2 separate regions of the Mus musculus genome follow, and region 1 is linked to region 2. The links are chromatin loops, found by intact Hi-C in ENCODE. Cell type or tissue: heart. All regions are shown on one strand. Each heading gives the region's core, and the rest is flanking DNA. Links, peaks and the distances in the headings are about the cores only. Region 1 overlaps Zmiz1 (zinc finger, MIZ-type containing 1). Region 2 overlaps Zmiz1 (zinc finger, MIZ-type containing 1).

Region 1 (2,909 bases), core at 262-2,761, 54 kb before region 2:
GTTGCCTGTGAGCTTTTGGGAAGTTTAGATGAGGGCGCAAGCTCATGGCCTTTCTTATCCGGACTGGTTTTTTAAGAGGTCCAAAGAAGGGGGAATTCCTGGCCCCAGAGCGAGGCAGAGGGCTTGTGAACACCCCGGAGCCTTGTGCTGACCTTTCCCTCTTCAAGAAGAGGATGTGGAGACGCCAGCATCAAACAAAAGGCACATTGAAAGCCCTATCTATCTGCCTAGGAGCGTGTGCAGCGAGGAGTGCAGTTAGAGGGAGATGGTGTTGTCCTCTGAGTTTTATGGGTTTTGGTTGTTTTGTTTTTCTCCAAAGGACAGAAGCATCACTGGCCCCAAGTCACACGGTTAGGAGACCTCATCTTCTCATACGAATCAGAAGTTTAGTCTTGGGAACTTGGGAACTGGGGCTGGGGGAGGAGCTATAGAGTTTTCAAGACTTGAGCTGCAGTTGTAAGACTTTCTGAGTACTGCTCACAGTCTCACAGAGGGGACTGGACTTATTTTTAAAAAAAAGTTTAAATAAATAGCCTTGTCTGTGCAGAAACGGCTGCTGGCTTCTTTGTGGGGACAAAATGTTCTTTTTTTATTTTTTTCATTCTAAGGGAAAGTCAGGGAGAGGGATCTAGGGCAAATGAAGAAAGACCTAGAAACTGGGGTTTGGCTCCAACACCCCCTCCAACACACACACACACACACACACACACACACACACTCTCTCTCTCTCTCTCTCTCTCTCTCTCTCTCACACACACACACACACACACACACACACACACACACACACACACATGTAACACTTCCCTAGCCATAGTAATCCCACATTTTCATCCCTGGCTACTGTTTAAATGACCCAACATGGCATAGTTGTCCACAGGTTCACTCCTATCAAGAGCTGGAAGGACCCAGCTGAGAAGATCCACAAACCTGAACTTTGTATATGTCCTCTGGGGGCAAGGGGAAGCTTGGATACCTAGTTTCAGCCCCAGGTTCATTGGGTAGTTTTGACCCAAGTCTTTGGGTAAAATGTTGTAAGAAATCTGTACAGCAGAGAGTGAATTTGGGGAAACATCTTTGGGTATGGTGGCATGATACCAGCATGGTAAGGCCTGCTGGGATAGTGACTGGGTCCCATAAATTTTCATTCATAGCTGCTCCTGTGGGTCCTTGCCAGGCCCCTGCCTCTCTTGCATCTTTATGAGATTCCTAGGGTTTTGTGTAGATAACAAAGGCTGCTGCCCTAATTACCCCTGACCCTGACCCTGTGGCTGCAGTTTCTCCTGGTGACTACTGGATCCTCTCAGCAGGACACAGTGGCCTCTACCCAAGCCCTCTCTGGGGGTTGGGGGTGGGGTGGGGTGGGAGCATCTTTGTTCTGAAGATACCCCGAGGCTGGGGTTGCCAGCCTGCCTGGGTGCATGAAGCCTGGAAGCTCCAGCCATGAGGCTGAGGTTAGGCCCTTCCTCATGGAGGCAACACACAGCCAACCTACCATAGACACTGGACAGGGGGAAAGAAAACCCTACCAGATGGCTGTGGCTTGCTAGCTGTGTGGGCCAGGAGGTCACTCTGCTGGGCCTCAGTCTCCTGATTTGTAAAATGGGTCCAAGCCCAGAACTCCTATCATCCTACATGGTTGAGGATGAGGCAGATAAAACATTTGAGTCTTCATCCTGAAAGTTACGCACACTTTTTGTGCAGAATACGTCTAGGACCAGATTGGGGTAAGGGTTGCTGGAATCCTTTTCCAGAGGCTGCTCTATTATCCTTACCTCCCTGTTAGCTTACAGCTGACTGGTAGCCTCAGCTTGCCTGCTTCCTGTGATATGATGCTTTGGGCAGCATCTGTACTTAAGGGCGGCCGTGAACGAGTTGCAGGCCTTCTGAAAGCCTGATGAACTTTTGGGCTTAAAATGCTTTGGCCTCTCCCAACCACAGACTCATTTTCCCTTAATGACCGTGAGGTCCGAGTCCTGTAGGATCTGTGTGTGCCATATCATAATGTAATGATGTGTACATGGGTGGTGGGGAGCACCCTTCCAGTGGCTGTTTCCAGCCTAACTGAGATGAGAGGAATGCAGGGGTTCTCTTCCATCGGCTCTAGGCTTGCCTCTTGACACGTTCTTCCCTTGAATTGTGTTCAACCTGGGAGGAGCTGCGTAATGAGGGTAGGGATCAGGTCGGGGATTCAGGACTGACTGACTATTCATGTGTTTAATGAGAATCCACAGAGCAAAGACGGTGGCCCACGAGGTCCAGAACTATGCAAGATACTCTTAGGAGCTCTTGTCCAGCAAGGGCTGAAAGACCAGTCCAAATAAATAATTACCCACCAGCCTCTGGCTGCCTGCCATGTGTACATGAGAAAGGGTGTGGCCATAGCCCCTTCCTTTGCCGGGTAATGGTCCATCTAGAATCGTTTTTTCCAAACTTGTTTGATCCCGTTAACAACAGTGTCAGCTACTGTATGGAATTACTTCCATTTAACAGAAAAGAAAACTGAAGCTCAGAGAGAGGTCAAGAGCTTGTGCCTAAGCCAGGACTCAACTCTAGGCCGTATAGATCCCTACATCACAGTGTATTGATCAACAGCCCCAACTATACAGGGATGTGCCACAGAAACCTGTGTGGACCGACCCCAGGGGTGGGATGAGAGAATGAGCAGAAACGGCAGTTCTTTCCAGGAAGGGGCGCAGGTAGACTTCCCTGCATCTGGCTATACAAGGTCTACGCCACTAGCAGCTCACTCGAGTTCGTTCTCTTCCCCCTGCCCCGTCCCCCCATCTAGAGCTTACACCGAACCTCAGATGCTGCCTGCCTGCCTAGGTGTTTGAATGTACCAGCTTCAGCTCTGCCTGGCCCTGGAGGAGGAAGCAAGATTGTCCCTGGGCTGCTATGGTTTCTAT
Region 2 (2,909 bases), core at 232-2,731:
TCTTCCTCCTCCCCTTCCTCCTCCCCTCCCTCCTCCTCCTCTTCCTCCTCCCCTTCTTCCTCCTCTTCTTCCTCCTGTTCCTCCTCCATCAGCCACCAGCTAGCCTGTTCCACCATCATTTGACTTCATGACCCCAGGCTTCCAGCAATTCTCCCTGCCCTCCAAAGGACTAGCTGCAGACCTCTCAGGAGCTCACTGTTCTTACAGGCTGGCCCCTGTGGCCACTCCTCTCCAGCCACTTCTTCTCTCTGATGTGGGATAGAACCTGGCAGCATGCTGGGTGACGTTGAGCAGCCCCTTCCACCACCCCACTACCAGCCCTGTCCATGTCTAAGGTCTCTCCCGCTCCAAACCCTATCTATCTATCTGCCCTGGCAAGCGGAGGCAGCATCCATTTCTGCCTATGCAGAAGACCCAGTATGGTGAGGCAGAGCAGGGGGCCTGTTCACTCGCTGAGGCGTTGGTGCCAGGTGGGATGAATCAGTGATGTCGTTCATGGATGAATGCATACATGAATGGGTATACTTAGCATCTGCCCTTGGTTGCTGCTGCTGCTGCTGCTGCTGCTGCTGCTGCTGCTGCTTTTGGAGTCTCTCCAGCTTCTCGGTGCGGTGGCCGAGAGGACTGGTCAGGGCACAGTGCCAGCCTGTCTGGGTTCCTATCCTGGCGGTGACCTTGAGCTGTTTTCTTCGTGTCCCTCTATGTTTCCTCATCTTTTAAAATGGGTACAGCGTGTACTTCCCAGGATGTCATGAGACTAAATGAGTCAGTTGACATAAAGTACTTAGAATGGTACAGCTAATGGCCCTAAGTTAGTCGGTATTAACAGTTTCGTTACCATGATGATGATTGGCAAAGTTAGGGAGAAGCTGGCTGGAGACTTGGAGTTCCTGGGAGCTGTGGAGTGTTACAGGTAGAGAGGTGTCACAAGTTGTAATTGGGAGCTTCTCGCTATAAGTATTTCTGGTCAGTCATTTAAAGAAGCCTCACCAGAAATGGGATTTGGATCCCTGAGGATCCAGGAGTTTGTTCTGATTTTTCTAACTCTAAATAGGCATTTACAATTTTACATATTTTTTCAAGAGGGCCTCCAAAATGCCATAAACTTCAGCTGTCATAGACCTGAACTACAGTTTGCCACTGTGCCTGTTTCTGTGTCCCCCTTCACTGGTCCCAGTAGGAGGCACTGTCCCTCTTATTCTTGACCATGTGGTGTGCCCCAGGCTGAGCATGGCCTGAAGGATTGATTCCAGGCAGCCCACAGGGGGAAGGGGCCCTCAGAACACCTCCTGCCGGGGATGCGAATCACACCAAGGCCTGGCGCTAGGCCGAGTTGCTGCTGCTTTGCTAAGCTGAGGGCCACTGCAAGCAGGCTGAGACCTCGGTACTCTCTCTCCCTCCTCCCCTGTGTATGCTCTGGTGCGGGCACTGGAAGGCAGTTAGGCTATGGGAAGCAGGTTGCTGAGTTGTTGGGTTGTCGTTGGAGTAGCTGGCTGTGTGCCCAGTTTGGTGTCAGGGACCCTGTGTCCTGTGTCAGGTCATTGGCCTTGCTCAAAAGGATCTCCCTAGTCACCAAGACCACAGGATTCTCACTTGAAGGCTAAGGAGAAGATGGTGTCAGCCCCCTTATCAGTAATCTCAGAGTGAGGTATAAAGAGAACTCATAGCTCGAGAGGGCAGGACAGATAGAACTGGCTTCCAGAGGCTAGGCCGTTAGCTGGGGAAGACCCCTGGGTAGGCACTATGGACACTTGCTGCCTCCACTGGCATCAGGGCCTCTAGACCCTGCTCTGAGAGGGCCATTTATAACTCACAGCTGTGCGGTCCTGAGCCCAACTGACTGTGGTAAACCGATCTGGCTTCAGGAAGTCCCAACCCAAGGCCACTCCCAACCCGGCCCCATGCTCTCCTCACCTCCTGACACCCACATCCTGTTCTCAGCAGGAAGGCAGGCAGTGGGGCCCAGCCAGGGTCTCCAGCTGCAAAGCCCCAGATGGCCCTAGAACTGTGAGGCCCTAGAACCAACACCATCGAGGCCTATCCCAAAGACAAATATATAGGGAGACCAAGGTCAAAAGAAGGCTGGGGCCTGTGCTAGAGTCCACAGAATCAAGGCTCAGGAATGAGGTTGTAGCATCAGGGGTATGCTTGGAGCTCCTGGTATGATCCAAAGAGAGATTGATGCTTCTAGCCCCTGCCAACGATCACCAGAGGAGGCTGATGGAAGAAAGAGGAGGGCTTCAGGGAATCCTGGGAAAGGACACCATCTTGGATCCCAGACTTCAGCATTGCCATCTTCATCCAGTCGCCTCATTCTCTAGAGGTTCTTTACCAAGCCCAGAGATTGTGTAGGGCTAGGCATGGGCTGGAGAGAGGCTGCTGCTGAACGCTCCCAGCACCCGAGACCTAGGCTTTGTCATATGCTCAGGGCAGGCACTAACCTCTCTGCTTTGTTTTCTCTGCAAACACTCTTCTGCCAAAACTTCACTGTAGTGAGTTTGTAGAAATTTGGCCCAAGAAACTTAAGACATTTGTGACTAGATTCTAAAATCAGAACCCGAAAGAACATAAATTTTGTTTTATTTATTTATGCTGTGTATTTATTAAAGAATAAGAGAAATGCATTAGAAATACCTAACTATCTGTGGCTCTCCTCTGCTACACACTGAGTCTGGAGGATGGGGAGGTGGAGACAGGTAGACAGGTAGCCCTGAGGCTCAGCAGCTGGCCAGTCAAGCAGAACTGGTGAGCTCCAGGTTCAGTGAAAGACCCTGTCTCAAAAGACCAATGTGGAAAACCAGGTGTAGTGGCAGACACCTTTAATCCCACCACTAGGGAGGCAGAAGCGGGCAGATCTCCGTGAATTCAAGGCTAGCCTGGTCTTCAGAGTGAGTTCCAGGCAAGTCAGA

The links. Hi-C counts contacts between places; a loop is a spot of excess contacts. Peaks named below come from ENCODE experiments on the same cell type or tissue, not always from the same donor. Only the 100,000 strongest peaks of a DNase experiment are listed, where the experiment ranks them.
Region 1: a loop joins it to region 2, with 2.7 times the contacts of the local background. A loop is called at or near these places in 13 of 42 quality-filtered maps.

Annotation. Positions count from the first base shown.
Region 1 is chr14:25,461,843-25,464,751 of GRCm38, forward strand. All of the region lies in intron 1 of Zmiz1 (zinc finger, MIZ-type containing 1), which reads left to right. Among named protein-coding and RNA genes, the nearest start is that of Zmiz1, 4.1 kb to the left of the region's middle. In heart, for the core only: no CTCF peak of the experiment used is centred there; DNase peaks (open chromatin) are centred at 288 and 1,411; H3K4me3 peaks cover 689 bases; H3K27ac peaks cover 2,215 bases.
Region 2 is chr14:25,515,519-25,518,427 of GRCm38, forward strand. All of the region lies in intron 2 of Zmiz1 (zinc finger, MIZ-type containing 1), which reads left to right. Among named protein-coding and RNA genes, the nearest start is that of Mir3075, 17 kb to the right of the region's middle. In heart, for the core only: a CTCF peak has its summit at 1,177 (motif pointing right); DNase peaks (open chromatin) are centred at 513, 1,353 and 1,893; H3K4me3 peaks cover 261 bases; H3K27ac peaks cover 2,297 bases.